Linked DNA regions of Homo sapiens: all the other regions are linked to region 5. A link is a loop called in an ENCODE intact Hi-C map of the cell type or tissue named here. Cell type or tissue: PC-9. All regions are shown on one strand. Each heading gives the region's core, and the rest is flanking DNA. Links, peaks and the distances in the headings are about the cores only.

What was found. Hi-C counts contacts between places; a loop is a spot of excess contacts. Peaks named below come from ENCODE experiments on the same cell type or tissue, not always from the same donor. Only the 100,000 strongest peaks of a DNase experiment are listed, where the experiment ranks them.
Region 1: it touches region 5 in a loop (2.0-fold over the local background); 3 of 110 quality-filtered maps call a loop at or near these places.
Region 2: it touches region 5 in a loop (5-fold over the local background); 3 of 110 quality-filtered maps call a loop at or near these places.
Region 3: a loop joins it to region 5, with 2.8 times the contacts of the local background. A loop is called at or near these places in 6 of 110 quality-filtered maps.
Region 4: a loop joins it to region 5, with 11 times the contacts of the local background. A loop is called at or near these places in 2 of 110 quality-filtered maps.

Annotation. Positions count from the first base shown.
Region 1 is chr1:64,582,602-64,588,734 of GRCh38, reverse strand. The region is part of intron 3 of CACHD1 (cache domain containing 1); the gene reads right to left. Among named protein-coding and RNA genes, the nearest start is that of MIR4794, 5.8 kb to the right of the region's middle. In PC-9, for the core only: a CTCF peak has its summit at 4,061; no DNase peak of the experiment used is centred there.
Region 2 is chr1:64,821,485-64,828,010 of GRCh38, reverse strand. All of the region lies in intron 11 of RAVER2 (ribonucleoprotein, PTB binding 2), which reads right to left. Among named protein-coding and RNA genes, the nearest start is that of RAVER2, 80 kb to the right of the region's middle. RefSeq lists an enhancer at 701-880. In PC-9, for the core only: CTCF peaks have their summits at 3,430 and 3,633 (motif pointing right); a DNase peak (open chromatin) is centred at 3,630.
Region 3 is chr1:64,672,494-64,679,019 of GRCh38, reverse strand. CACHD1 (cache domain containing 1) reads right to left here. Exons shown (of 27, transcript NM_020925.4): 18 at 5,763-5,862; 19 at 5,556-5,672; 20 at 3,459-3,619; 21 at 3,037-3,123; 22 at 2,009-2,125; 23 at 710-861. Among named protein-coding and RNA genes, the nearest start is that of RAVER2, 69 kb to the left of the region's middle. In PC-9, for the core only: CTCF peaks have their summits at 2,902 and 3,109 (motif pointing right); no DNase peak of the experiment used is centred there.
Region 4 is chr1:64,265,574-64,272,099 of GRCh38, reverse strand. It overlaps UBE2U (ubiquitin conjugating enzyme E2 U), which reads right to left. Exons shown (of 10, transcript NM_001366232.2): 10 at 4,732-5,076. The coding sequence ends at 4,892. Among named protein-coding and RNA genes, the nearest start is that of UBE2U, 65 kb to the right of the region's middle. In PC-9, for the core only: a CTCF peak has its summit at 2,828 (motif pointing left); a DNase peak (open chromatin) is centred at 2,799.
Region 5 is chr1:64,503,154-64,509,679 of GRCh38, reverse strand. The region is part of intron 1 of CACHD1 (cache domain containing 1); the gene reads right to left. Among named protein-coding and RNA genes, the nearest start is that of CACHD1, 36 kb to the right of the region's middle. RefSeq lists an enhancer at 4,421-4,920. In PC-9, for the core only: no CTCF peak of the experiment used is centred there; DNase peaks (open chromatin) are centred at 3,209 and 3,529; H3K4me3 peaks cover 1,220 bases.

The DNA of each region.
Region 1 (6,133 bases), core at 981-5,980, 79 kb before region 5:
TGGGGAAAGAAATAGATAAATCAATTAAGTGATGTGGACAATAAAAGTATTGATCTGGGCCCAGCATGGTGGCTCATGCCTGTAATCCCAGCACTTTGGGAGGCTGAGGCGGGTAGATCACTTGAGTCCAGGAGTTCGAGACCAGCCTGGCCAACACAGTGAAACCGCTTCTCTACAAAAATACAAAAATTAGCTGGGCGTGGTGGCGCACCTGTAATCCCAGCTACTCAGCAGGCTGAGGCATGAGATCGTGCCACTGCACTCCAGCCTGGACAACAGAGCGAGACTCTGTCTTAAGAAAAAAAAAAAAAAAAGTATTGATTTGTTTATATAAAAGCCAAGGATCAGTATGGCCTGCTGAATAAACAATAGCTTTAGAAGCACACATCAGAACCTCATCTCTGTGGCAAGCTGGGTTTCAGGGATAGCTATTCTTAGTGTTATGCCTAAAGGAGTTATATTCTTTAAAACTTGAGAGAATGAGAATGGACATTTTTAAGTTGGCATAACAGGGAAGGCACATGGATAAGACATTTTTCTTAAGTCAAATCTATTAATATCGTATGGTCTTTTAAGGTCAGGAATTGCAAATTCACAGCTAAGGTGGGCCAAATAGTGATATAAATCAGGAAAATAGGTTGGGTATAACACATCAGGTCAGGAACTCATCCCCTGTCCTGAAAGGGGAGCTGCTCTTCATGAAAGCAGACTGTTACCAAGTAGCAGTGTGGATCCAGTATTGCCAAATCTTCTGATTTTTCAAGAGAGGAGAGATATTTGGATTTCTAAATTGCTAATCTTTCAAAGTTTAAATGTTGGCAACAGATTTTAAAATTTACAAATTTAAAAACCTTTAAAACACTGAGGGCCGAAAAAAATATGCCTGTAGATCAGATATAGTCCATAGGTGTAATTATGCATTTGTTCACTCCTTGTGGGAGAGCCCAGGATCTCCTGTGTCCCTAGCACCTCACCTAAAGGAACACAAAGGGAGCTGCGAATTAAATTATATAAATAAATGAGCCCACTCTCAAAACTATGTTGTTTTAAGTGATACCGTTGAAAATGAGTTTGTTTTTGATTAAATTTAGCCTATTTTTTTCCATATTGAAGAATGCAAATTCTTTAGATCATTCCTTCAACAACAAACATTGACAGAGTACCTAATCACTAGGCAGCGTCTTGTGCAGAATAATTAACTTCTAAGGCTCCTGTGCAAGAATTTTAAGAGTTGACTGGTCTGAGAAGGAAAGTATGAAACCCGTCTGAAAAATGAATTTTCTGCCACTTTGCAGGTTCTCTCTGTTGTCGTCATACTATAGCCTAATGCTCTGTAACAAAGGTCTTTAAAGCTCCTCTCTCTTCAGAACTAGGCATTTTATTTTTAAAAAATATGTACTATTAAGCACTACTGGAGAAAACCAAATATGGATTATAATCATTAAAAATGAAAAGTTAGGCCTGAGACAAAAAGTAAAAATTAGCCATTAGTTAAAATTACTTATAAAAACATTGTCTAGTTCTAACTAATCTTTAGTATATTTGGAGAAGAAGCAAGGTCAATAGGCCACAGGCACTTAAAATGTTAGTAACAAACAGCCATCATACCACTGGGTCAGTGCTGAGTTTAAAAAAAATGTTCATAAGGCCCAGATGACTTAAGAATGAAGAAGATTCAGAACTAAGACTGGAGGTCTCTTATCTGAGGTCCAACTGCTTATATTTATTATAAAGGCAGTATTAATACATATACATATGGCAAGATACAGTCCATAGGCATAAACGGTTTTAAAGCGTTTGCCTCATAGAACTACAATATCTTACAGTTTGGAAGGACTTTAGCAATAATCTTGAGCCCATTTTTCATGAACTTCAGTCACTACTACATGTCTATCACTTTCAAACATTTGGTCACATTCACTTAATGTTTTCATTTAAAATAATTCAATTTTATTTAGCTACATTTACATTAAAAAGAAACTTTGTTATTGCCAGTAGAGAAAAAAAAACTGTTGACATAGTAAATATTGAAGTAAATACTTAATCAAATTTAAAAAAATGTCTAAGTATAACCTAAAAACATCTCCTCTATAACAACCATGTGAGGTGGGTACTCTCATTATCCTCATCTCACTGATGAGGAAACTGAGGCTCAGAATAAGTGACTTCCAAAGGTCCACATATGAGTTCATGAGATTCAAAACCAAATCTCCCTAGTATTAAAAAAAAAGTTTTTAACCACATCCTTAGACTGCTTCAAAAGACTAGGAGATCTTCCTTTCCTCACCTAACTCCAACATGAAGTTGTTAAGATTCAAAATAGAGACATTTTTGGAAGGATTGGAATATAGGAAAGTGTCAGCTGGGTGCAGTCGCTCAAGTGTGGCTCAAGCCTGTAATTCCAGCACTTTGGGAGGCCAAGGTGGGTGGATCACCTGAGGTCAGAAGCTTGAGACCAGCCTGGCCAAAATGGTGAAACCCCATCTCTACTAAAAATACAAAAATTAGCCGGGCGTGGTGGCACGCCCCTGTAGTCCCAGCTTCTTGGGAGACTGAGGCGTGAGAAGCGCTTGAGCCTGGTAGATGGAGGCTGAAGTGAGCCGAGACGGTGCCATCACACTCCAGCCTGGGTGACAGAGTGAGACTCTATCTCCAAAAAAACAAAAGGAAGGCGTGAACTGAAAATGTGTTCAGCAGGCACCCCAGCTGTTAGAATATGCAGATAAAGCACTTTCTGAGGGGTTGGAACAAAGGTGGCTAGCTGAGAATTTGTACCCTTGTTCACTGCAACAACATACTACTAACTCTTTCCATTTTTAAATCTTCATTAAAAAACTGAGGAGTTCCTGTAATTTTACAAAGTGCTTGTGTTCAACCAAAGTCTAGAAAAGTATCAGCTCAGGGTTCACTCCCAAAATTCCTTCACACATTTCACTGGAAAGTGGGCTCCATTCAAAGCCAAGTAGACACAGTATAATTGAAGGGAGTCCTCACAGGCCACTTCCTGTTGCAAAAGATCTCTCTGTTGTCAGGTATCTTTAAAATTTGTTGAAGGAGGTTCATTGTATTGCTTATCTGTACATTCTCTGATTGTTCAGCTTTACCTTCAGAACTGCTTTGGTTTTCCAATATCCACCCCAAGCAGTTCTTGGCTCTGTCAACTACTCCTGGTCAGGAGAGAATACTGCATCTTCAGCATTCAGTGCAGAGGTCCCACCTCTGAAGGAGGAACATTCTCTCCTACTAATCTGCTTACTTGGTGTGTATTTTTCTAGGGGTACAGTTAAGGTCTCATGGATGTTCAACTAACTAAATGAGAAGTTCCTAAAGGACAGAAACTACATTTTATGCTTGATTGTATTAACAAAAAGGTTGACCACTGGGTTTTACCAAATTAGATGGCCTCTATCCCAGACCTGAACCCTTATCTCAACATATTCAAAATGGAAATCACTGTCTTTACTCCCAAACTTAATGCACACATGTGTGTTCTTGGCTTTTTGGCTAATATCAAGTGTAATGTATGCATGTGTGTATGTATGTCTGACCATTCTCACAAGTCAGCTTCAACAGCATGGCTGCATCTTACCATCTCATATATATGGATGTGATACAATTTTCCTAACTAATCCTCTATTGCTAGAAATTTAGAGTATTTATAATTTTCTCTATTCTAAATGGTACTGCGGTATTTTTCTTTACATGTTTATATTATATATATTTTTGTGATGTTCCTCCTAATGGCCAAATCAAGTAAGAGGCATATTTCTGAAGTTCATAAAATCATTTCCAATACAACCTATCTGGTATAGTTCTCTGCTTTGAGGAACCACAATACCTCTCTGCTATGTCACATTTTGCCCTATTAATTATGCTCAATATTTGCCACTCCACACCCAGTAACTTATACATTTCTAGAGAGTAGACACCTTCTTACTCGTTCCTATATCAATTTAAATCAATTCAGATTCCAACAAATAGTATAAAAATTAAATACAATGGCCAGGTGCTAGGGGTAATAAAAGATGAGGTGTAATTCCTGCCCAGAACAGAAGGGGAGGCCAACTCACAACAAGGTCTGATACATTAAGTTCTACACTATATAGAGATGTATGGAAATTACTATGGGAATAAAGATGAGAGAGCAATAAATTCTTCCAGGGACAAAAGGGAATAAGGAGAGGAAAGAAAGAGGTAATTGGAAGCTATGAAGAAAGGGCAATTGTTGAGTTGCTCCTTGAAACATTCATAGAAATTCACCAGGTGGGCAAGTGACTGGGTAGATTCACCAGTAGCAGCCAGCCAATTCAAGTTTCAGGTTTTTTCCCCTCTAGAGCACTAGTTCTACTTAGGAATTTATGAAGATCCCCAATGTGCTAAGCCAGGGTTTTTCAACCTTGGCACTACTGTCATTTTGGGCAAGGTAATTCTTTGTCTTGGGGAGCTGTCCTGAATGTTATAGGATGTTTAGCAGTATCCCTGGACTCTACTCACGAGATGCCAGGAGCTTTCTTCCAGCCTTTTAAGTTGTGACAACTGAAAATGCGTCCAGACATTGCCACATGTCTTTCCCTAGGAGAAAAATGCATAAATCTAGCTCTAAGAACTTCTCCTTACCTTACTATCTGTTCTTCCTGCCCTGAAAATGGTTTCTTCTTTGGGCCTAAAACCCAACTGGACCCTCATTTTATTTTTAGATAGTGGTAAGGTTGTCAAAACATTAAGTTACAGGTGCCCCACTATAAAAGATAATCTTTGATTATACCTAATATGGTTTGGCTGTGTCCCCACCTAAATCTCATCTTGAATTGTAGCTCCCATAATCCCCACATATCATGGGAAGGACCCAGTGGGAGATGATTGAATCGGTGGGTGGGTTTTCCTGTGCTGTTCTCGTGACAGTGAGTAAGTTTCACGAGATCTGACGGTTTTATAAAGGGCAGCTCCCCTGTACACACTCTTTCCTGCCACCATATAAGACGTGTCTTTGCTCCTCCTTCACTTTCCGCCATGATTGTGAGGCCTCCCCAGCCATGTGGAACTGTAAGTCCACTAAACCTCTTTTCCTTTATAAATTACCCAGTCTAAAGTATGTCTTTATTAGTGGTGTGAGAAGGAACTAATACCTAACAAAAATTGAAATGTTCACTCTGATATGAAGGTATACAAATATGCAATATTACAGCTAATACTTGTTTAGAACATTACAGTTTACAAACTACTTTCACATTTGATTTCACTGAAATGTTCACAACATCCTGGAGTATTAGTTATTGTTCTCATTCCAGAAATAAAGACAGGGTTGCTCAAAGACACCAAATATCCAAAGACCATGTGGGTATTGAGTGTTAGGGGTAGAATTCCTATCCAGACAGTCTCATTCCAAATTATATATGCTTTCCATTTAGTTTAGAGAACAACTAGTATGAGTTTCTTCAGGCCACAGACAGGGTAAGCCAGACAAAGGCACATCTTAACATCATATAAATGGAGAAATAAAATGACTTGAGGATGCCCTGCTACCTAAAAGCCCAGCAAGAAATCATAATAAGTAAAAACTTGCTTATGGAAACAAAGCATCATTTAACCACCAAAAACCATTATATCCATCCTTTGCCTAGCCGCAAGAGCACTTGTCATGCAAAGAGAGGAATAATAAATACTAATTTACATTTACACTCATATTTTAAAAACATATTAACGTCTTTTATTTATTCTAAGTAGCACTAGAAAATTGGTATAAGATTATTTTCCACATTGGTAGAAAACTGAGCATAAAAATAAACATTAAGTAACTTGATGAAGGACACACAGCTAATTAAAGACCAAGTCAAACTTAAAACTAAGCTCTTTGCACCTCCAGATAAGTGTTCTTTCCACTACAATTTCCAGCATCCCATAGCCCTATACCCCTCCAGATATAAGTATCACTAGGCCAATAAATAAAAATATCCTCAATCATGCAGATACAAACCTGTTTCAATATGATCTGAAAACACATTTCCCATAGGAGTTTTAAAGATAGTATCTACTAAAGTAAGGAATGGGAATTTTTGGTTACTCTTTTAAAGACAAAAGGCACTCCCTTAAATTAAGCAAGTGACATGGCTTAATAGTTGACTCATGACAAAGC
Region 2 (6,526 bases), core at 844-5,843, 320 kb before region 5:
AGCCAGGCCTGTGATGGTAGCAGCTGGCAGGCAGAAGAGGGCAGTGGCAAATGAGGTTGAAAAATGAAGCTGGCCTCAGTCATGGAGGGCTGGAACGCCAGGCTAAGGACTGTAAACAGGACCATACCCTTGATCTTGGAATATGGCAAGATTAATAAGCAGCTCTGTAAAAAGTATGGCAATGAAGGAGACAGGCATTATTAAGTCTCACCAGGAGGCTATTGAACTTGTCCCTATTAGATACTTGCATGTGAGCAAACACACAGATTATATGTGATTTAAGACTTGATTTAAAATGTAGCATGAAACTTACAGATGAGACAGAACAAAGTGGTATATTTAGAAAATCTGAAAACAATTTTGATGAGCATTTATGCTTTGAATACCAAACAAAAGGAAGACCTTTAGAGAAGCTATAATATTCTAGTTTTACATGTCTAATATTCAGGTGGAAATCAAACACAATAGTCATTTTAGAGGACTTCATCTTTAGCAGGGTCTTTTTTAGGGTTGGCTGAAACCACTCTATGAATAGTTTGCACCCAGTGGTTCCATTCTGTACTTTGGAACTACAATCCAAGTCTAATACTTCCTTATCAGAATGGGCATAACTTCAACGGAGGCCCCTCACCCTCATGCCCCTGGGCAATCCTACTATATCCCCACCCTACCCTGCCCACTGATCTCCACTCCCCTAAGTGACTATTGCAAGCCTTCTCTTTTCTCGAAGCTCCAACAGTACACCCTCATCTTCACTCTCAGCTGATGCTTTGCTTTCTATTTCACCAAGAAAACAAAATCGAAAGAGAAATCTTAAGACGCACAGTGACTAACCCCTGGTGTCTTTACTTACCCTCACTTCCTTGGTGATCTCATCCAATTTCATGCAATTCACAATTATAGCGATTTACAGGAATGCGATGGTTCTCAAATATGTACCTCTAGAGGCCCATAACTCTCCCCTCACCTCCAGACTTGTATAATGAACACCAATAAAGGAACATCTTCACTTAGGGATCTTATGTCTAAAACGTACCCATAAAACTTGCTCCACCCACACAGTCTTACCCATCTCAATCAATAACAAATTCATTTTTCTAGGCCAAAACTCTTGGGGACTTGGCTCCTCTCTTACCCTCGTATACCCCACTGACTCCAGCTTCCAAAAATGTCTCCAGTCCAGCCACATGTCACTGCCTCTGTTGCTTCCAGGCTTGTCCAAGTCAGCATTTTTACTTGGATTGTACCACAGCAGCTCCCTAACTGACCCTGCTATGTTCTACATTCATTATTTAACACAGCAGCTAGGCATGTTAAACTATAAATACAGTCAATTATCCCTCTACTCAAAGCATCCCAGTGGCTTTCTATCTTAGAGTAAAAGCCAAAGTCCTTACAAGGGCCTAAAAGGTCCTAAATTGTCTGTGCCCTCTGCCTCCCCGACCCCACTGTGACATCATCTCCTATTCTCCACTTTGCTCCCTCTTCTTCTGCCCTAAAGGTTGCTTGCTGTTCCTTTAACAGACCAAGCATGTTTCTGCCTCAGTACCTTTGCACTTGCTGTTCCCTGTCCCTGGAATGTACTTTACATAGATATTCATGTGGCATACTCCCTAAAGTTCTGGTCTTTGCCCAAGAATCAGTTTTACTATGAACCCTTCCTTGACCACGTATTTAAACTCCAAGACTTCCCAGACACTCTTTAGCCTCCATCTTATTTTCTCTGCAGCGATCACTATTCCTTTTACTAATTTTTTCCCCTAAATGTAAGTTCCATTCTTATAAGGATTTTGATGTTTTGTTCATTGCCATATCCCTAGTGCCTAGAACAGTCCTGTCATATAGTAGACATTCAGTATATACTGGTTGAATGAGTAAATGAATACCTTTCAAAAAATATTTTCTAAGCATCCATTCCCAGCTCCTTCAGCAAATAGTCATGGGCCATGGTCTCTGACACTCTGACATGGAAAAACTGAACACCGTAATCTACTAGAGCCTACCAAAGCAAAGGTTAATGTGCTTCTCGCTTTGGGCACCTGCCCTCTCGTTAGAATTTCAAATTAGTTGGCTCTTTTAAATGTTGCTCACCAATCCAATCTTTTGCACACATCTACTATGAAACCCATTCTCTATGCAGTCGCTATTTTATTCTTGGATTTTAAAAAGTTAATTTTCTTTTATTAAAGCAAATCTTTTTATTTTCATGTAAATGTAGACTTTCTTTTATCCCATTGATTTCCAAGTGAATGTAGAAACAGAATGTCACAATATCATTTGTTGACTGCCAGTTTTTAATACAATGTATCTTAAGCTCAATTTTTAAGCTCATGTCAATAATTGAACTGGTGGCTAGTTTTCAAAGCCATCGTAAGAATTGGGGAAAGGGGAATCTTGACTATCCCTCAGAAGATTCCTTTGGGATATGTTAATGTCAACAGTGAATTCCATTAGGCTCATCTGCTATCAGTCCAATTAAAGATATTTATTATTGTTGTTCTTCTGAAAAGAATATAAGCATCTAGCAGGTAGCCCTTTAAATACAAAATGAAATTTGTTTTCAGAAAATTCTGCCTCAAGGACTCCTCAGTCTCACCCTTACCTTCAGCCCCACTTCACCTTTTCTAAGTCTTGTCTCTTCAGTGGAGTCAGGTATACGGAGAACCAAAATGGGACTGCACTAGTTCTCCTGAGATCTGAATCAAGCCCCTAATGTCCCTTTCTTATAGCTTCAAGTCCAGCTTTTAGATTTCAGACCTACAGAAACATGAATTAATTTTATCATTATTTCTGCATTAAACATTTTTAAATTTTTATTTAAAAATATAACTTTCTCCCATTGTTAAAAATGTTTCAAAATCAATATGCTTCATTCTGTGACATTAATGATATAATAAAATGTCTCTGTCTGATATATATACATAACAAATGTTTCCAATGTTCATATTCATATTTGCCTCTCAGCTACTTGTCTTTCTTCATATGAATAATGGTTGAGTCCTAACTTTGGATTTAACGATTCATCCCCAAAAAGGTATTGCACAGCACTAATTTTTTTTTTTTTTTTTTTTTTTTTTTGGGAGACAGGGTCTCGCTCTGTTGCCCAAGCTGGAGTGCAATGGCGGGATCTCGGCTCACTAAAGCCTCTGCCTCCCGGGCTCAAGCGATTCTCCTGCCTCAGCCTCCTGAGTATTTGGGATTACAAGCGTGCACCACCACACCCGGCTAATTTTTTGTATTTTCTGTAGAGACGGGGTTTCGCCCTGTTGGCCAAGCTGGTCTTGAATTCTTGACCTCAGGTGATCCACCCACCTCAGCCTCCCAAAGTGCTAGGATTATAAGCATGAGCCACCCCGCCCAGCCGAAATACATTTCAACAGCTTGCTTTCCTTACTTCCAGTTTTTAACCAAAATCACTTTTTAAAAGTACTTTCCAAGTTATTGTCTAGGGTTAATATATAGATAACCTGTGCTCCCATAATTGTTGTTTAAAGTAGGCTTATGTTTTAAAACATATTTTGTATGGTAGGTGTTTGTCACACGATTCGGATCTATCACGGTCCATACAAAAATCCACACAGCATTCATTACATAACACAATGTACTTTTTGGCAAGTCTGTCTGCATTATTTGACCACTGGGTGGCAGCATTAGGCTCCATATGAAAGGACCAAGCATTCATTTTCCAGGTCTTTTGTTCATTTTTCTTTCCTCTTCCCCTCATCACATCATCTCATCATATATTCTGTGGTTGATTCCCTGGAACAGGCAGTCAGCCTCCTGGCAGGGGAGATCCCTGGAATCAGGGTAACACAAGAACACACCGTGCAAGTAGATAACACTGCTGTGCTGCATGCTGGACAACTGCCACATATGGCAAGTGTTAAATGAAAAACAAAAATCAGGCCGGGCGCGGTGGCACATGCCTATAATCCTAGCACTTTGGAAGACCAAGGCAGGCAGATCACTTGAGGTCAGGAGTTCAAGACCAGCCTGGTCAATGTGGTGAAACCCTGTCTCTACTAAATATACAAAAATTAGCTGGGCATGGTGGTGGGTGCTTGTAATTCGAGCTACTCGGGACGCTGAGGCAGGAGAATCACTTGAACCCAGGAGGTGGAGGTTGCAGTGAGCTGAGATTGCATCACTGCCCTCCAGCCTGGATGACAGAGCAAGACGCTGTCTCAAAAAAAAAAAAAAAAAAAAAATCACAACTTACACAGTCATATCAAACAGCTGAAAAACCTCTTACATTTTTCTTTACATTATTGGGACTATGTCAAACTGGAAAGGTGCTTAAGATATATTTTTACCTATTTTAATTAAAAGGGGAAGGGTGAAATGTTTTGTCTTTGACTGATTATAATTAGATGTTAGATTTAGGTGTTTAATAGACATTTAATAAATGGGCTCAAAAGCTTCTCTTTTAAGGTAGACTTCTCCCAACCATTTGACATAGAAGGACCTCAGAATCTGAAATTTCAAACTCAATTTGTACATTCATATTGACAGGATTACATAGCTGACTATAATGCTATTAATAACTGCTAGAGTGTATACTACAAATTTTTAAATAATTTATTTCTGATTTAAGTTTTCCCAATCATAGTTCAAATATTCAAGACATGCAGTTTTTGAGAAAATTCACAGCTCAATGGCAATTCTAATTAATTATTACAACTGACTAGAGAAATGGAAGGGGTAGTCCATTTAAAACTGATTTCTAATTAGACCTAGATCTTGAAAAACTGATCTGATCTGTTTGCTCATAACTAACTACTTTTAGGATCTCTAAAACACTAAATGAAAATGCTATTCTCTGTTTAGTACAGTTGAAGCTTAATTTCTAAAGAGTCCAAAATTTGTTGATTCACAAGGTTCACCAACTTACGAACAACTATCACCACAATTGAATTCTAGAGTATTTTTATCACTCTCCCCTCCCCAAAAAAATCCTGTTAATCATACTCCCCAACTCCTCCTTCCTCCAGCCCCCAATAACCACTATCTACTTACATTCTCTATGGATTTGCCTATTCTGGATATTTCATATAAATGGAATATCATATGTGGACTTTTTGTCTGGCTTATTTCATTTAGCATAATGTTCACAAGGTTCACCAATGTTGTAGCATGGATCAGTACTCCATTCCTTTCTAGTGAATAATATTCCATCACGTGGATATTACCACATTTTGTTTATTCATTCATCACTAGATGGACATTTGGGTTGTTTTCCTTTTTGGCTATTATGAATAATGCTGCTGTGCCAATGCATGTACACATTTGTGTACAGACACAAGTTTTCAATTCTCTTGGATACACCTAGGAGTCAAATCCTGGGGCCATCTGGTAATTCTATGTTTAACATTTGATGAACTGCCACACTCTTCCAAAGCAGCTGCACCCTTTTACATCCCACCAACCCCCAGCACTGTATGAGGATTCCCATTTCTCCACATCCTTGCCTACATTGCTATGGTTCATTTTTCTTCATTCTCTTTTCTTTCAGTTTCTCAGACTGGATAATTTCAATTGACCTACATTCTAAGTTTGTTGATTCTTCTGCCTGCACAAATCTACTGCTGTGCTGTAGTAAATTTTTCATTTGTTATCATACTTTCCAAATCAAGAATTTATATTTGATTTTTAAAAATAATTTCTCTCTCTTTATTGATATTCTCTAAGTGATGAGATGTTGTTCTCGTACTTTGTTTGTTTTTGAGACGGAGTCTCGCTCTGTCACCTGGGCTGGAGTGCAGTGGCGCAATCTTGGCTCACTGCAAGCTCTGCCTCCCGGGTTCACGCCATTCTCCTGCCTCAGCCTCCCGAGTAGCTGGGACTACAGGCGCCCACCACCACACCCAGCTAATTTTTTGTATTTTTAGTAGAGACGGGGTCTCACTGTTGTTAGCCAGGATGGTCTCGATCTCCTGACCTCGTGATCCGCCCGCCATGGCCTCCCAAAGTGCTGCGATTACAGGCGTGAGCCACCGCGCCTGGCCTCTCATACTTTTTAAAAGTTCCTGAGACATGGCTCCCTTTAATTCAAATCGTTGTCTAGTAAGTCCAGTGTTTACACTTCCTTATGGGCAGTTTCTATTAATTACTTTCCCTTTGTGTATGGGCCATACTTTGTCGTAAAATCTTTGTGCGTTCCTGTGTCCAGGATGGTATTGCCTAGGTTGTCTTCCAGGGTTTTTATAATTTTGTGTTTTACATTTAAGTCTTTAATCCATCTTGAGTTGATTTTTGTATATGGTGTAAGGAAGAGGTCTGGCTTTAATCTTCTGCATATGGCTAGCCAGTTATCCCCGCACCTTTTATCGAATAGGGAGTCTTTACCCCATTGCTTTTGTCAACTTTGTCGAAGACCAGATGGTTGCAGATGTCCAGCCTTATTTCTGGGCTCTCTATTCTGTTCCATTGGTCTATGTGCCTGTTCCAACAGAGTTTCAACAAGGTGTGAATACATATTTCTACTGCTTCTATTCAACATTTTACTGGCGGTTTTAGTGCAATATGG
Region 3 (6,526 bases), core at 740-5,739, 170 kb before region 5:
CATATGAGCTTTTCTTCTAGACAGGCTGATGTAAGTGATGTTAAAAATCAAGGTATTAACTAAGGATTTAAATATTTGACTCTACTGCCATCTAAGAATTAGGCCTTGGTGCTAATTCTGGAAAGACTGAAAAAAAAAATCTCAGGTAAGCAATCTAATCTTGGCAGTATTTTTGAGGTCTTGGAGACTGATCCCAGGGGCTGTCCACCCTGTGGTGTCCTTGTGCTTCATCCTAAGCTGTCCCAGATGCACTGGGTAGCTCTGGCTTCTGTTGACTCCAAGGCCCCAAATACTGATTTGTAGCTATAAGACTTCTACCTTGCAAAAGTTGTGAGTGAAGGTTTTAGCAGGCACTAGACATACAGTGGTCACTCCGTACACGGCCCTGTGCTTCTGACAGCTGGCGTGCATATCCAAACAGACTCCAGAGTTTGGCCATGCAGAAACCAGTCCTTATATTTATCAGAACAAGCTTTATGGGAATGAATTCCAGGCTTGTAAAATTTGGCAGCACAGATGGCCACTCACTCTCTCTGCATAGAATATTTAGCCAGTTCTGAAGGTAATTATCTGCCTTGGTTTTGTAACTAAAGACTACCAGCAAAGGAATCAGGGAAGTTGGGAAGAGGATTATTTTAAGATGTCCTAGCATATAGGCAGGAAATTGTATATTCAAGAATCAAATTGTTGGGGCATCTAACAAACATACCTATTGCTCCCATGTCATCAACGTAGGGACTTTTGGCTCCCACAATCCCCCCGAAGCATTCTTTCTGGGGGGCACAGTAGGGTTTGTCCAGGTGAGTCTTTCCATCACTGTCCACCATGCACCATTCACAATCCAGCACCCCAAAACAGTCCCTGCCAGAAAAACAATACTTAGTCTTCTATAAAGCAGTGTGGGGCAGGGGACAGCACTTAAGTGTGGGCATCAGACAGTTCTCAGGATCTCCATTACTTACTAGTGCTGTGAATTTCTTGAGCTTTAGTTTCCTTTCCTTATAAAATGAGAATAGCAATAGACTGCCAGGGAAATAACTGTTTTATGCCTCTTAACAACTTGGAAAGGAGAGAAATAAAACTGCTCTCTGTGAATTAAATAATGACATCCACACATCATGGGGCTATTCAAAATCATCTTACAAGACCAAACAGAAATGACCCCAATGTTTGTTAGACTCTGGCTTAACATCCCCCAAGTGTGGGGTCATTTAAAAAAATAAAAAAAAAAGTCCAATAAGTTTGGAAATACTTGGCCAGTCACCACAGGTTTCCTCACTGCCAATTTCTCAGAGCCTTTAGTGTATTACATGCATTGTGACTGTCTCAAGAGAATATATGCAGTGTCAGCATTTCCCAAACTTAATTGACTTGGGGCTACTGTATAACATCCCAAATTAATCAGTTTGATGCCACAATTCCTTTGCTAAAATACACACGCAAAGCAGAGTAAGCTATCCCTCTAAACACTGTTTAATAAAATGGCAAGCTACAGCTACAATAAGCTAAAAACCAACTCCCCTTTACTTAGTCTACCACAGCCACTATTTCCATAATGTCTAGTCCCAAACTCCTAATCCCACCTGAGGAGTGGGGAGAGAGCGGGGAACATGTAGTTTTTAGTTCTCAAAACTATCATGAAGCAGATGTGTTTCCTAAGAAAGGAAAATAAATGAGCTTCAAAATATCACACCTAGAGCCTTGACCACTGGGTTCTGCTTCTGGACCTCAGGGGTTCCTCCTCCCTTGCCCTGCTGCTTCATGCCATGGCCCCTCACAAGTCTTTTATTTCAAGAAAAACTCCCATTCACAGATGAGGCTACTAACATATGGTACACACGCTAAATACGGGTAATAAGTGGGAACGAGACAACATTTAATCTGGTGGGTAAAGGCTTATGGAAATCAGTTTCAGATCTGAAAAACTGACATACCTTTTTAAAACACGAAGAGTAGGAATAATAAATATTAGCTGGAAAACCTCAATTCTTTACTAGATTCTGCTTACCCACTTTCCAGCCTCTGACTGCACCTGCTGTTGACACACTGGTGAAGAGCATCTTGCAGGCCAGGGTCAATAGCTGTGTATGTCACCGGCTCCTGGTGGACCTCGCAGCTGGGGTTTCTGTGCAGGAGGTAAGTCTGGAGGTTAAGACGACCACCGCCCACATTCCAAACTCATGCTCCTGGTCCTTAACAGCAGTCAGACAGATTTGGGTTTGAATCCTGGCTTTGCCACTTAGTGTGTAACCTTGTATCAATCACTTAACAACTCTGAGCTTCAATTTACTTATCTTTATATACAGTAGAAGTAATACAAATAACCTAGGCAACATGATGAAACCTCATCTCTACGAAAAGTACTACTACAGCAACAAAATTTAGACAGGCTTGGGAATCACATGCCTGCAGTCCCAGCTACGAGGGAGGTAGAAAGGTGGGAGGATTGCTTGAGCTTTGGAGGTAGAGGTTGCAGTGAGCCATGATCGCGCCACTGCACTCCATCCTGAGCAACAGAGTGAGACCATGTCTCAACAAACAATTATACACACACAATACAAACACACATGACACTCTTAATTTCTAGAGAAGGGGTTTATTACAATTTATTTTCCTGGTGTTAAAATCTGTCACTGATATAAATAATGCTGTAGAACACATCATACGTGTGTAAAAAACACTTGCATATTTATCACAGGGTTAATTAGAACACTAAGTGACTTAATGTGCATAACGTACTCAACACATGGTAGACACTTAGTAAATGCTTGAAACATTCTCACATTTTTTTGTATGTAGCACATACACTCTTAATACTTTTACAGCAGTTAAATTTAAACCTTGAAACAGGCATCATTTTATGGCACTACGGAGCTTGAATTCTGGCTCACTGAACAGTTAGTTCTATCATTAGAATGAATCATCTTTATACGCCCTAACTCAAAACAAATCTATAAGAGACTCACAGTATTACATATGTATTATTATTATTATTATTATTATTATTATTATTATTATTATTATTAATTATTTTACCGGTTCTCTGCATTGGTGAGGTTGCCAGTGCACTCATTGACCTCTAGAGGGCACTCACAAGGACATTCACATTCATTTTGTTCCATTCTGAAAAGCAAAAAGAAAGTTACTATGCAGAAGGTCAATGGCAAACTGTAAGTTGTACATGTGCTGGGGAAGCAAAATAATGAAGCTCTGAGCTAGTTTAAAAGAATAGTAAAAAAGAAGTTACAGCCAAAGGTTAAATACATAAATGGCCTTAATCCATTGTTCTTTGGACAAGGATGCTGCAAACGGCACAGCTCTAAGTGGCTTTGTAACTGTGACTTTTCTTCAGGACACACACCAGCACTTTCTGTTTATTTTGCACTTCAAAATGCCTGACATCAGTTGAAATATTAAACAGTGTGGTGAACACAGAATATGACCCATTGCATTTTTACCGGTGACAGTTGAGACAGAGTCGGTCCACCATGCTGCAGGCACAGAAGGCAAGAGAGTCGCAGGTTTCGTTGACAATGCCAACAAACGCGTTGGTTCCTGGGATCCTTGCTAATCTGTATTTGGAACAGTGGCTGCCATGCACAAGGTTCGTCAAATCCCCCTACAGAACAATCAAGGTATCAGAAATGACAGACAGCAATGCAAAGACTCAGCCCTACCTTGGTGAAAACAACTCTTCAACTACCTACGAAAAATAGCTTAAAATAAAATGTTTCTGATTACAAAAGTCACTGTTAAAAAATATATAGTCACTGTTAAAAATTTAGAAAATAAAAATTATTCATAATCAGAGATATCTCCCATTGAACAGCTGTGTATATATTATGAATTCTTTTATCTGTGCTTATACAAATGTAACTTTTATAACTGTTATTAAAATCTGTTTTTTCTTAACACATAACAATATACCAGGAAAATGAATACTTCAAGAAGCAATAAAAGACAATTTTCAGGGAAGGAATAGTTTAAAATTTATTCACATGCAAACCTAGTTAACCACAAATTGTGCATTCCCCTTTCTTTGGGTGATGAACCTTTTTCCTTTTATAATAATAAAATTATTTAAAAATCAAACCTAACAGGCAAATTTCTGCTTCTAGAATATTTAAATAATCCAACTAAAACAAGTATCCCTTTTCTTCATTCCATAACAAGAAAATGTGATAGCAAGTTTCTTGAATTGCCAATTTTGTTTATCATATTAGAAAATCAAAGATTCCAAAGTGGTATTGTAGAGTTGCATGTAATCATTTTTCTGCATGTGTGTCAGATACACTAGGCAAATTATTTCACCTCAAGCTTGTTTCATGCCATTCACCCTGTATATATGCTTGGTGAGGATTAGCTTAGTTCTGAGAATCATAGCACTCAATGGGTTTTTAGAGGTCTACATGAATTTCTAACTGTCTGGAAGACACCCACCTCTAGAACATAAGCAGTAACATAGGCTTGGAGTCCTGACAGCCCCAATACCCAGGAATGCTCTAATTCCATTTGGGGATAACTTGGGCCAATAAATTATTCGAATTTGCCTTTTGAGAAGTATCTACCTGAGTATCCTGGCATTGTGTGCTGAAGACTCCAGAAATCATTGCATAAATAATAGAAGATACACAGAATAAGTCAGACTTTCCTATGACAACCTTACTTGGCAGTCTCATTTGTCAATGTCTCCTTTAAAAACAGTGCTTCTCAAAATGGTATGGGGTCTGAACAGGGTAATAATGACTTCCCTTGCTTTGAACACACCATTCTATTAACATATTCATGTTTTAAACTACTCTTTTCCACCAGATAATTGCTTTCTGCAATAGAGTTTTTGAGACTCAGTTTAGGATTTTTAATTTAACCCAGTACATTTTAAAAATTAATTACATACTTAATGACTGACATAAATGCCTATTCTAAATAAAAAACCTACTTCCTGTAAATAGCTTTTTGAATGTTCTTTCATTCCCCATTTTAGCTTTCTCCCAACTAGGATTATTTATAAATTAATGAGAATGTCCTTAAGATCTTTAACCATAACCAGGTAAATTTGCAGCAACTCAAACTATACAGAGTACTCTAAGCTAAAAAAAGACATTATTTTCAGATGATTTACATAAGAGTTCCCATCTCATAGAGCAAATGATCAAGAACTGACCTAACTTGGCCTTGGGAATTTAAGGAGCCCGAGTGATCTCTAGAAGACAGGAAGAGAGGAACACATGGTGCCACATATATTTATACAAGACTGTGGGAACCAACTTCAGCAGATATTTCAAAGGACTTACATTGGGAAAGTCTTTAAACAAATAAAACCAAAACAAAATACCAACTGAGAGACCTTAAAACTTTTACTTTTCTACTCTGAGCTTTATATCTCCCAATTGTCAAACTGGGAACTGGAACTAAGCTCCTGTCTCCTCCTATCATTCTATAGTTCTAAGGCGATGAAACAGGTAGGAATAATATTCAGACACTAGCCATGATTCCAATTCATGTTCCATAATGGGATGGAAAAATGAGAGTGTTAAGGAATCAGATCAACTTACCGCAAGGCTGGTGTTGAATTTATAAAACCTCTGGACCGTTCTGTCACTGAAGCTGTTGCACAGGTTTTTCTTTACAAAGTTGGGGTGGTTGAGGATATCATTTGCTACCAGGGGCTCCTACCAAGGCCAAAGAGAACAGAAGACATATGCCATGTAGTGAGCTGCAGGAGGTTGGAGAACTGAGCAGCTCAGCTTTGTGACAAATACCTTGTGGGTGATGTGCTGCTGCTCCACAGGTGCATGTCCTTTGGGGTCGATGAGAGTCGGGTGCGCCACCAGATAACCCCTGTCCTCCATTATGAAGCACCTGTACCAAAACAAGTTATGCCCCTCATTCATATCAGCTGTTTTTTTTTTTTTCAAACGTATTCAGAGAGCATTTATCTTGCTAGCCCTGAAACAAACTGCATTTATCCCAGGTTCTCAATAAATACTCATTGGAAAAATGAAGGGAAGCTGGCAGGCAGGTAGACAGGTACATGATTTTTGAGGTTGCGGGTCACCTAGAGTAGAGGTTAAGGTAAGAGTTACACCTGACTCTGTGGTCACCTACATAGTGTATACAGAATGCGCTCACCCAGTCCGAGTAAGATGGACTCAGACCTTTTGCAAAGATGTATGAATGGGAAGTTTGTTCTTTTTTTCCAGGCAAGCAGATCCTAAAGGAAGTAGACTTGAGTATTTCTACTGACAGATTTGAAGTAAAGCATATAATTTCTTCTTTCAATGATAAATATACACAAAATAACAACACGCAGGGGATGTATAAAAATATACAGTAGTCCTTCTCCCTTATCTGTGGAAGATATGTTCCAAGACCCCCAATGGATGCCTGAAAGTGATGATAGTACTGAACCTTACATATACAGGTTTTTCCCTATATATATCTACCTGTGATAGTTTAATTTATAAATTAGGCCCAGTAAGAGATTAACAACATTAACTAATAATAAAATAGAACAATTATAACA
Region 4 (6,526 bases), core at 544-5,543, 240 kb after region 5:
GATACTTAAGTCTCAGAATGTTCTTATTGACAGAGTGAAATCAGCTGTGCAACTCAGAGCTTTTCTAACATGGCGAAGTCTTGAATGTTGAATCTTATTCCCCACCAAACCCCCAGGTCCAGAGCACTATAGTTTACTGCCCCTAGATATTAACCAAATTGCTCTTGATCATAGAGCTCCTGTTCTCCCAGGCCCTGTCTAGGTCTCTTGGATTCTAGACCTGCATCTTACGTTGAAGGCTGACATTAGGCCATCTCTTTCTGGGGCCACCTGGACTGACCAGCCTGACTGCTGCTACCTGTGTTCCAATGCGTTATGACCTAAGAACATCCTAGTTTATGAGGTGTTAATGGACTGTTTACACCATTGAAGCCTACAAATTCTGAAATGCAGCGTGGGCCTAATCATCCCACAGTTCATTTATTCTAACCTATTTTAAGACTGGGAAGAAAGTACTTAAAGGAAAACCCGGGATTAGGTCCCTTTTATGTTGATTAATTTCACAGAAAACCTTAGAAACCCCTGTCCTAGCCCACCCAGAATATTTGGTCACCTAACCAAGATGTACATGCCTAGAATTCTCTGTCTCCCATCCTCTTCAAAGTGAGTCAGACATTTCTGCAAGTGCAAAAATACAATAATGTAAAATATTATTTTTAAAAATATATAAAATTATCCTTTCTCTCACTTATCAATTATTAATGCATATTAAAATGTGGTAAAGGCTACTGTAAACTACCCATTGAATCATCAATGAATGACTAAATGAGTATGGATAAACTATATTATTAACAGAACCGACTTTTAAAAATTTTGCTACCAGTTTGGTTTCTAGCATTGAGGACACTGAGTCACCCTTTGCTCTAGAACAGAAGTAGCAGCCAGCATCACTTCCCTTCCCTCTTCTTCCCTTCCTCCTATCTTGAACAAACAGATGAAGTCTGGAACTGTATCAGCCATTTTTTTTTTTTTTTTTTTTTGTAAGACAGTCTTACTCTGTTGCCCAGGCTAGAGTGCAGTGGTGTATGATCATAACTTACTGCAACCTAGAGCTCTTGGGCTCAAGCTATCCTCCTGCCTCACCTTCCTGAGGTGCACACCACCATGCCCGGCTAACTGTAAAAAATTTTTTTAGTAGAAACAGGATCTCACTATGTTGCCTAGGTTGGTCTCAAACTCCTGGGCTCAAGCAATCCTTCTGCCTCGGTCTTCCAAGGTGCTGGGATTACAGGTGTGAGCCACTATGCCCAGCCTTCTAGCAGCCATCTTGTAATCAAGAAGCAAAAGGCATGGAGACAAAAGCCAACATCCTAAAAATGGTAGCGAGGAAAGAGAAAAAGCTTGGTCTTTGATGGCTTCATTGCCCAACTAGCTGAACCAATGCCAGCAACTGCCCACCTAAGGGCTCCTTATTTTGTGGAAAAAAAAAAGAGTCTCTACCTCTTTAATCCTCTAGTAGGTCTTTTGTTATTTGCCATGGAACGTAGGAAAAAGTTGACTCATATGACACAATATGAGAACTCAGAGTTATTTAAACAATTTTGAACACTAAAGTAATATCATCTTATTAGTAGCCCTCACTGGTGACATTGAGGTTTATTTTAGACATATTCTAAGTTAATTATTGTACATACACTTACTTAATGAGAACAATATCTTAGTTATGAAGTTTTACTTAAAAATGGATGGCAACTTGTGAACACATCTAGTATATACAATTTTCTCCTCTATAGAAAACATTTTTTTTATATCGGTGAAGGATTGTTAACATGAGCTAGTTATTGAGACATGCAAAAAGCCTCAGGAGATCAGGATGGATGTTGTAATTGTATTTGTTGAAACAGAATTCAACTTGTAAATATAATTACCCTTGGCTGTTCAAGTGATCACTTTTCATTTAGATTCCAGTCTGGTCCTTAGAACTTGAAAGTGAGATGAAGAGTCGGGGAGAGGGTTTGAACATTGAGAGGCCATAACAAAGAATGAAAAGGTCTGGGGTTGGTTAGTACAGATCGCAGAAGGGTATAGAACATTTAAAATTAGCCTTCAGATCTATTAAGGGATATTGCTCAGAAAATGAGAGCCAGCTGCACTCCATCTTTTATGATGAAAACCCCAAATCAAGTGGGCTTATACTTTTGCATCTAGGAATCAGATTAACCAAAAAGAACTCTCTTCTGGGAGGTGGTTAAATACTGGAGTTGAATATTTAGATAAGGTTTGAGATCTCACCCTCTGGAGAGAGTGGCTTAAATTTAACTCTGGGTCTCTGTATATTCTTAGTTAACTGCCAAATAACAGAGAGGCACAGGATCCCCCTTCATCTCCCAGCCAACACCATTGCTACCATCTCCTCGTTAGGGGCACCCATGGCCTGTAAGGGAGCAGCAGGGAGGCAAAGGAGGTCTAGGTGGCAGGCAGGCCCCAGAGAGCCTTCTAACTGTCAACCCCTAGGGAAGTCCCTCCCTCCCTCAGGTAGGAGAGGCAGCAGTTCTCAGTGGATGCACTGATGTCTGGAAGTCATTAAACAAAACTCAGGCTCATTCTCATCTACAAGAGGGTGGTTTCTGTGTGGTCCTGCCTGAAGCCAGTGGTGAGGACTGACTGATTTCTCCAGGTTGGCTCTATGATTTTATCAACGTGAGTAATTTGTAAGCTCTGGGCTATTTTTCTTTTAGTAAATCTTTCCTAGTACTGAGTAAACATCTTCCTTGGGAGGGAAAACAAAGTATTCCGCTCTTATAAAGTGGTCATGTGCCATACGAGCCTTTAAAAGCATAAGGAGGCTTGGTGCCTGGCTTCCAGTGAAGTGTCTCTTAAGACTGAAGTGCATGAAATAGCTAACTGGCGCCATCTGGAGGGGAAGTGGAGTCTAAACAACAACGCAAGTTTAAAAAACATTGACAATGACGTAAATGCAAAATTTTATAATATTTATTTTATTTACTTTTATTTTTATTTTATACTTTTAAGACGGAGTCCTGCTTTGTCGCCCAGTTTGGAGTGCAGTGGCGCGGTCTCTGCCCACTGCAACCTCCGCTTCCCGGGTTCAAGCGAATCTCGTGCCCCAGGCCTCCCTAGCAGCTGGGACTACAAGAATGCGCCACCACTCCCGGCTAATTCAGAACATTTTAAAAAATGAAATTCCCTGCTTCTCTCTTCTCCTCTCTTTTCAGAATCCATCCAGACTGATCACAAGGGGGCTGGGGCCTCGCGTTCCTATAGAACCTTAACTTCAGATCTGACGTCATATCCAGTGGAGGGTATGCGTCAGTTGTGGAGTTTTACTATACATGACACACTCCGTTATCAAATGGCACGATTTGGCATGCCATGTTAATCATATTTGAAATTAATCTCAGAATTACATTGTCTCAAAGTGTCATCCACTAATCATCTTCATCAGAATCAGCTGGTTTTTTTGTTTTTTTTTTTTTTGACGGAGTCTCCCTCTGTCGCCCAGGCTGGAGTGCAGTGGCGCGATCTCGGCTCACTGCAAGCTCCGCTTCCCGGGTTCACGCTATTCTGCTTCAGCCTCCCAAGTAGCTGGGACTACAGGCACCCGCCACCATGCCCGGCTAATTTTTTGTATCTTTAGTAGAGACGGGGTTTCACCGTGTTAGCCAGGATGGTCTCGATCTCCTGACCTCATGATCCGCCCGCCTCGGCCTCCCAAAGTTTTGGGATTACAGGCGTGAGCCACCACGCCTGGCCAGCTGGGGTAATTTTTAAAACTGCAGGTTTATAGACTTCAGTTCAGGCCCCCTGAATCTGAATTTCTTTCATAGTGCATGGGATCAATTAACTAAATAGAAGTAAATTTTGTTTTTTATTTGATCAAACACAAATATAGTGCTTACTATAGGCCAGGTGCTATTATTAGAACTTCATAAATATTAATGTATTGATGCATTTATTTGGTTTTTCTCAACAACCATAGAAACCTAGGTGTGTTTGTTCTGTTTTGTTTTGTTTTTTTTTTTTTTTGAGACAAGGTCTTGCTCTGTTGCCCAGAGTGGAGTGCAGTGACATGATCACAGATCACTGCAGCCTCGATCTCCCAGGCTCAAGCAATCCTCCCACCACAGCCTCCTGAGTAGCTAGGACTATGGGCATGTGCCACCAGAAAGCTCTACTACACATATCTGGTCTCTTGACACTTTCCTGGCTAGCTAAATATTTAGCTAAATATTGAACCCGGAAGGCAGATCAATAAATCTGACTGAGAAAAATGAGTGAATACTGGTGAGGCAAGCAGAGTTGGGGGTCAAAGGCAGAGACATATTTTAGAATAGGAGAGACCAAAGCACATGTGTAGGTTGAGACAATATGGCAAAAAGAGACAGAGAAAATAAAGTTATAAGAATACGAGGAGATAGGTCAAGGTTTAAGAGAAAATGGCACGTACTCTGGGATAAAACAGAAGAGAAACATTAGTAAATAGCGACATCTCATTCCTTGAATATGGAGGAAACAAGACAAGAAACTAGGCAGATGTAGGTCCATGTATAGATCCCGCTACTTGGGGTCATGTCCAGCCTCTGAAGCTTTTAATTGCTCCCCTCCTATCCCAACCTCTTTCTGACCCATTCTCTGCCTGCAAAAACTTGTGTCCAGTAGCCTAACAACTGTGGGAGTGTGACACCATTGATTGGCATATGGCAATGAACACCCCTAACTTTGGTAACTTTGTTCTAAAGGAGTAGCACTCAAAAAAGTCAAAGCAACATCTTTACTGATTTGTACTTATATTTCTAATTTGTACTTGCAGTGAGTGGGTGAGAACAACTTAAAAAAAATGAAATCCAAGTTCTGAGAGTCTTCCAAAATTGCTCCACAACGCTGGGCTATGGCGGAGGCTGTTTATTTTTTGAATCTGATAATGTTCTGCTTAATCTTCTGAAGTATTTGTATTGAGAGTATTGGTCCAGGAGATCAGATCTTCCACTTCCTCTTCCCTGGGCTCATCTGTGTCATTTTCATATAATGAAGTGTCACTCTTCCACCCCTCCTCTTCTGTTTCATAAATGTCTGTGATGCTATTTATTGCAGTTGGTGACTCAAGAAAAATTTCATCTGTGGTGGGAATTATAAAAAATAGAAATTTAATAGACATAATAAGAAAAACAATAAAAAGAGAAGTGTTCCTGCATTTGTAGGATAATGCCAAAGACCATCTGAATGAATGTGAGCAACCTTTTATACACTTTCTAAACTTCATGTTTTGTAAGTAACTTTATTTGTCAAAAATCATTCTTTCCATTTTGCTCAATCTTTTGATGCTTTGTTAGTTCATTCATTTAGCATATATATTTACTGGGTCTCTGCTAAGGGCCAGTTGATGTGCAAGGGAAAAGCTGCTTTGGGAGCACAGGGAGGGAATCACTGTGTCTAAGTGAAAACTGAGTCGGACTTTGAAACAGGAAGACCAGTTTGTTAGACAGAGAAGGGAGGTCAGAACATGTTAGATAGAAGAAACAGCACACATCGTATAAGCACAAAGGTATGAGAGGACTTGACAGGGTTAGGGGTGATCAGAATGGATTCTCCCGCGCTTCCACTGTGCCAGGTGCGGTGCTAACCCGTCGACAGCTATAATATTATTTAACTCAGACACAACCCTTGTGATGGGCAGGTATTATTATTCTTATTTTACAGATGAGGAAACTGAGGCTGAGCAACCTATAGTAACTTGATCAAAGATATCCAGCTAATAACAAGACTCGTCCCAGATCTGTCTATCCAAAAACACAATGTTATAGTATACAGAAAGTTTCGTGGAGCTGGAAGGGAGGCTGAAGCCAGATCAGGAAAGCCTCATATGTCATGCAAAGGACTTTCATCTTTATCTTATAGGCCTTGTAAACAGGGAAATAAACTGATTATACTTTTCAAAAGGAGAATATAGATATAATGTCTATATTTCTAGATGTATATTTCTACACAGCATGGGGACCTTGCTTTCTGGGGATGAACTCTAGCTGGTACTATTTATGTTCTGTTAACTCTAAAATCTCACTGCATTCTCTTCCCTTTTTCCTAGTTGTCACCGGATTCACTGCTGATTATGGGTTCCAGGACAAATTTTGTTTGCCTCATATGTTTATTTCCCTCACACATGAAATAAACCCTGTAATATTTGCTGTCTTCTAATGTTATAGACATGGGCTACAAGTGACTTGTTTTCCTTCTGTCTTTGGTTTATAGAAAGATACACAGACAGACCGGGCATGGTGGCTTACACCTGTAATCCCAGCATTTTGGGAAGCCAAGGCAGGTGGATCCCTTGAGGTCACGGGTTCGAGACCAGCCTGCCCAACATGGTGAAACCCTGTCTCTACTAAAATACAAAAATTAGCCGGGTGTGGTGGCAGGAGCCTGTAATCTCAGCTGCTCTGGAGGCTGAGGCAGGAGACTCACTTGAACCCGGAAGGCAGAGGTTGCAGTGAGCTGAGATTGACCCACTGCACTCCAGCCTGGGTGACAGAGTGAGACTCCCTCTCAAAACAAAACAAAGAGAGAAAGA
Region 5 (6,526 bases), core at 651-5,650:
ATATAATGTTGTAGTGTTTTCCTTCTATCCTTGGAGATTTAACAAAACTTCCCTACTTTAAAAAGCACCCTAGGGCTGATTTCATGGTCAAAGAAAAATAAAGACTTATAAAATTACTGAATAACTTGAGTGTTTTACCCTGAGATCCTTTTCCTTCCTACCATTTTTTTAAGCCAAGAAAGACAAATGAACTAAAGCTGTTCATCTTTAGTTGATTCAAATACACCTTTTTAATAACAAGTGGCTGAAGCCAAAGAAAGGATTAAAGATGGTGCTCTTTCATCAATTCCTTATTATGGCCTGGGATTTACTTTGCAATTAGTCCCTCCTGGGCAGAGCTGAGGCCCAGTGAACTTGTTATTAACAAGTCTGGAGATCTCTAAAAAATGAAAACTCCACACTTGCTACAAGGGGCGGGTAACACAGGCATGAAAGATGCCAAGGTAGAGGGAGTTATAGAGCCTTTTGCTAATGACAGTTCAAAGAGATGAGCAGCCCCAACCCTCACAAATAAAAGCAGAGAGCATTTTTCATCCATACTCATAGTTAGGAACAAGCTAACAGAGAAAAAAAGAGAGTATGAACTTCATTAAATTTTCAGTCCTGTGGCCCTATTGCTTTTTCTCTTATAATTAGCAATAAAAGCCTTAAAAGGAAAAAAAGACCTTTTTCCTTTGTGCTTGCCATCTGGGCAGCAAAGATGAGGGGAGTAGCAGCCAATCATAGAAAGAGAAGAACCCTGGGGGTGGGGAATGGCAGGAGACACCAAAGAAAAGAAAATGCCTGGGAGCCCTGGGCCTTTTTCAAGGATAAAAAGATGAACTAGGGAGGCAACTTATCCAGACTGCAGAAGTTGTCTTGGGCTTAAGAGTAATAAACAGCCTGCGGCAGTAAGCCAGTGTCAGACCTGGTAGTGTCTTAACAGAAGACTGAGTATGGTTCTCTAAATGCACTACGTCTCTATCTTACTTAGCCCTCTCACTCTCAGGCTTAGTGAGAGAACAACTTAGGGACTTGAGAGGAATATATCTAAATAAGGGCAGCAGGTGTTTAATGTCAATCACTGAAACAAGTTTTCCAGGACAGACCCAACTCATATGTGCTTTGCCTGGCAGGTCCATTTCATTTAAGGTAGGCATGATTATCCCCATTTTACGCATGCGGAAATTGAGGTTTAGACAGATAAATTTGCTAATCCAAGGTCACACACACAAAAAAGATCATATGCTCTCATAGCCCCTGCTAAATCCAGTGCTATTTCTTCCACCAGAAGCTCTCACCCACCTTCACACCAGCATTTGTGTAGTGCGTTACACTTAATACAAGAATACCTCTCCAGGCATTCTCATGTAATTCCTATAAAAACACATCAAGAAGGTGATATGGTTTGGATTTGTGTCCCTGCCCAAATCTCATGCAGAACTGTAAACCCCAATGTTGGAAGACGGAGGGGCCTGGTGGGAAGTGATTGGATCATGTGGGTGGATTTCCCCCTTGCTCTTCTCATGATAATGACTGAGTTCTCACAAAATCTGGTTGTTTCAAAGTGTGTAGCACCTCCCCCTTCTCTCTCTTGTCCTCCTGCTCTGGCCATGTGAAGATTTGCCTGCTTTGCCCCCTCACCTTCCACCACGGTTTTAAGTTTCCTGAGGCCTCCTCAGCCACGTTTTCTGTACAGCCTATGAAACCCTGAGCCAATTAAACCACTTTTCTTTATAAATTCCCCAGTCTCAGATATTTCTTTACAGCAGTGTGAGAATGGACTAATACAGAAGGAGATGAGACACATTCATTTTTCTACTTTAAGATTTAAAGATGAGGACATGGAGGCCCCAACTTTAAATGATTTGCCCAGGCAACATACTGGTGGTTTGAACTCAAGTCTTCTGACTCCTAAAGGTGTATTTTTTCCACTAAATATAACATTTTTGACAAATCAAAAAGAAGCTATTTTCTGTCTGAGCTGAATTTCCATTCTCACTCTCAGCTCCTGAAAACTTATTCTTACTTCTTCCTGGCTCGTGTTCCTAATACAACCTGAGTTTCCACATTCTCTATCTCCTGGGCTGTCTGCGGATTCCTACTCCAGTTCTCCCATTTTCCTGCCCCTGCTTCTTCCCTGGAGGCTTTAGAGCCCATGCTCCACCTCTACCTATGCAAGATGTTCTTTTTACACCCCAGAAAGTAAAATAACAACAACATCAACACAAGTAAAAAACATCACCTTTCATCTCAACATTAACCAGGCAGCCCACTAGTTCAACTCAATTGGCATATGCTGTGGTCTCAACTGTGGCCTCCAACTCAAGGACAAAGCAAAGATGGGTAGGGCAGTCCCTGGCCCCAAGGAATGTATAACATAGTGGGGCAGGCAGATTGGATACAACCAACTATAAGGCAAGACTCCAGTAAGGAGTACAACAGAGGCACGAAAGTAGGGTAAAAGGAACCCTTTCTAGCTGGGAGAAATGAGGAGAGGTTCCGGGGAGGTAGCTGTGATCCTAAAGTCAGTCTCCTGGTCCTATCCTAACACATCAAGAACAACCTTCAAAGCATGATGTGTGAAACACATACTAATTTACGAGTCATGAACTTCCAAGGCCTTTTTCCTTGGGACCTCAAAATATTCACATCTCACAAGAGATGGTAGAGTTTATCATTAATCTCGTTTTACAGATAAGTTGAAATCCCTACCTAACAACAGTCACAAAAACAACTGAAAAGCAAATTCAGCTCCTATCTACCAAAGGTTTTCAATCACTTTACAACTATAGGTTCCTAACTGTTCCAAAAAACATGCTCTAATGGGGGAGCTACTTGAACGAAGAACAGGCAATTTGATGTATTACACAGAAAAACGCAAGTGAAAATACCGAACAGCTTTAACTGTATTTAAAACAATTTTCTAGGTACTCTTTGAACATCTTCTCTAAACACAGTAAGTAACGGGCAAGAACAAAACCGTGACACAAGATACACCAGATACTTAGCATAAGAATCACGTCCTCTGAATCTTTCTTGACACATCCACTTAATTCCAGCTAGGAAAAAAAACACGTATTTTCTCTCAGTATACCCACTACAACCTGCCTGGTTTTGACTCCTGGCTCTGCTGTCATGAGCATGTGGCTCTGAGTCATTTAATCTCTGTCCCTCCATAATCCTCCTCTGCATTAAAATAACAGTACTTACCTCATTGGTGGTTGGGAAGATCAAACAAAGTAATACACATAAACTGTTTGGAACACTGCCAGACACCTAGAGAGCATTCAATAGGCCGTCGTTGAGTGTGGTTGTGAGGATTACACAAGATAACGCAGGTAAGAGTATTTAGCACTTAGCAAGTGCTCAATAAATGATGGTTCTATCACCTGTCTGCATCCCTGAAGAACTTTGGCCTCTCTGAATTTTTTATTTCTGGAGCCCAGCAAAACGCCAAGCACAGCGGCAGTGCTTATTAAAAGTTCAATGAATGTGTGGCAGGTGGCAGTCCAGTCTGACAGGTGAAGCCCATCGGCAGTTCCTGGTCGGCCTTGCTCGCACCTGGCACTTAAGAAGGCGTGCAGACTGCAATGACTGGGCAGTTCCTCCACACACCATCGGATTTTGCGTGGGGCTACCATTTCAACCTTGGTTGAAAATAAAATGCAGGCCAAGGCAGGCAGGTAGAAGTGGAAGGGATGTGGAGGTGGCGACCCGGGGTTTGCAGGGCAAGAGGAGTTGAAGGGGCAGGCGTGGAAGACAAAGGGGCAGAACAGCGAGGGGAGAGACAAGCGGGCGGCCGGGGACGAAGCGGGGGACCCGGCGGGGCGGGGCGGGGCGGGGCGGGGCGAGGCCGGGGAACAAAGAGCTGCCTCGCGGGCCGCGGGGTCCTGGCGACCGGGAGGAGGGTCAGGGAGAAGGCAGACCGGGGAAGGAGGGCGCCCGGAAGGCGGGGCGGGGCGCAGCCAAGAGGGGGAGGGGCGGCGGGGTCCAGGGGGATGGTCGGGCGTGGATGGGGTGCGCCCAGGGAGGGGGAAGAGGTGGAGGTGTTGGGGTTCGCCCAGGGAGGGGGAGGAACGGCGGCATAGGGTGTGCCCAGGGAGGGGGAGGGGCGGCGGGGCGGGGTGTGCCCCAGAGGAGGGGGCGGGGCGGGGCGCGGCCCGGGGGCGGGGAGGTCCCTTCTGGCTACAGCGATTTTATGCACCTAATCAGGCTCCTGAGCTGAGGGCCTTCGCTGAGCCGCTCTCCGAGGCCCAGGAAAGCCCGCAGCCTCCAAGGGTGCAGCAGGAGGAATGTCCCCTCCCCTCCCCTCCCCTCCAGACCTCGCAGCATAGTGACAGTTGCAAGACGAGCAATAAGGAGACAGCCACCCTGACAGTAATGCCTGTGGCTCCCGGGGCTGAGCAGGTACCAGTACAGGGGCTCCCCAGAGGCTCTTGACTGCCCTCCTGTATCTTGTTCCTTTCCATCTGCACTGGGGATGGTGGCCTTGGGAAAACAAAAGCAGTTCCTGCACGGTCATCCGGAGCTTAAAATTGGGTGGTGGTATAATAAAAAGTTACCTCTATACCTCTAGTTTCACACCAAGTGAGATAAAGTTTAGAAGAAATCTGAACTACATCCAGAAAATAAATGTTCTTCTGGGTGAGGAAGAAAAAAATTATTTCCAGAAAAAAGTTTGGAAGTCTTGGTCTCAAAGACTGCTGTTATCAATATCAAAATATCAATTCATGGAAATGAAAATATAAACAAAAACTATCACCATTTCTTGAACAGCCACTGTGTGCTCCTGGTGTACATCCTCGCACCGTCTTCACAATCCATTCAAACATCTGATCAGTGTCTCAATCAGATAGGCATAGATAGCACTACACTGCCGGCTTTGTAAAAGGGTTGCAGGGAGGTCCCAGGCCTCATAGAACTTGCAGTCCACCTCAAAGTAGGTACAATTTGCAAAGGAGGGGATTTACAACAGGTACGTTGCCCATGAGTATGCCCAGGTCAGTATATCTTTCCATTATACCATAGTGGAAGATATATTTATTTATTCTTCCTAAATATAGTAGAATTTCAGTCTTAACATCTGTTTCTACTCCCTTGCTTAGGAAAGCAAAATGAAACCAAGCAGAGGTACCTATATACAAAATGAAAGAATTAAACCCAACAGGTAAATCCAACTAATGGAAAACTGACGAGAGAATTCTGGTACACCCAAAAGAGAAAGGTTGAGACTTGCTAGAAAATTCATTAAGTCAGAGACTGTGTTCCTCAAGAAACAGTTCTAATGCATACCATTAAGTTCCAGTGATTAAATGTTGTGTCACATTTAAGTAAAATAGGTGTCTTCTCCTTTTAAGACATTTTCAGCAGCTGGGTGCAGTGGCTCATGCCTGTAATCCCAGCACTTTGGGAAGACAAGGCAGGTGGGATGGTTTGAGCTTAGGAGTTTGAGATCATCTTGGGCAACATGGCAAAACCCCATGTCTGCAAAAAATACAAAAATTAGCCAGGCATGGTAGCACACGCCAGTAGTCCTAGCTACTTGGGAGCCTGAGGTGGGAGGATCGCTAGAGCCCAGGAGGTGGGGGTTACAGTGAGCCATAATTGCACCACTGCACTCCAGCCTTGGTGACAGAGTGAGACCCTGTCTCAAAAAAATAAAAATATTTTCACCTTTTCATGTGCATCTCCATTGTGTCCACCAGGATTACCTTTATATTAGAAGAGGTCAGTGCTTGTCCTACATTTCCAAAGTAGGCAGAATGACAAGAGCTATTATATAAGGACTATCCCCAACCTCTTCATTTACAAAAGGAAGGGAAACAGCGTCACAGGTCACTATGCTGATGGCTAGCAAGGCCTAGAATTAGAGCCCAAAACAATGATCTCCCCATTAGTATACAGGAAGTTTTACCCATTAGTCTAACAAATCCCTGGCTTATTCACATTTAATTCTCTAAAGAAGCTCTACAAAATATAAACAATTGGAACCTACATTTATGTATGTATGGGGGGGATCATCAGTAAAAACACTTCTAACTGTATGCCTCAAATTGTTTAACATGAGTTAAACAAAACTTTTTCATCCTTCTAACAAAACTCTTCAGGTCTACCCACCATGCTACACAGCATTTGAAAATGTTGACCGAAAAAGTAGTCTAGCAAGTACTCTCTTTATTCACATGTAAGAATTCATCTTAAAAATATGAAATCATACTTTGTATGAACAAAGATGATTCCTAAAAGGCATGACTTAGTATCTTGGCTCTGTAAATTTTTGGAGTTTTGTTTTGTTTTGTTTTGGGTTTTCCATGTAAATATATTCTGTATTTTCTCTAAAGTAAACCAGTGCTTTGACAGATTTTAGATTTTTCCCCTTAACTAAAGGCATTATTCAATTTCAATGTCCTTGGAGTGTTTTATCTGGGGATTAGACAACTGTACCAAAACACAGCTGTTCCAGTTTTTTCTCCTTTATTTTTCACATTAAAAAACTCCCACTATCAGCCAGTCCAATTAGTTACTCACTATCAAAAGCCGGCTT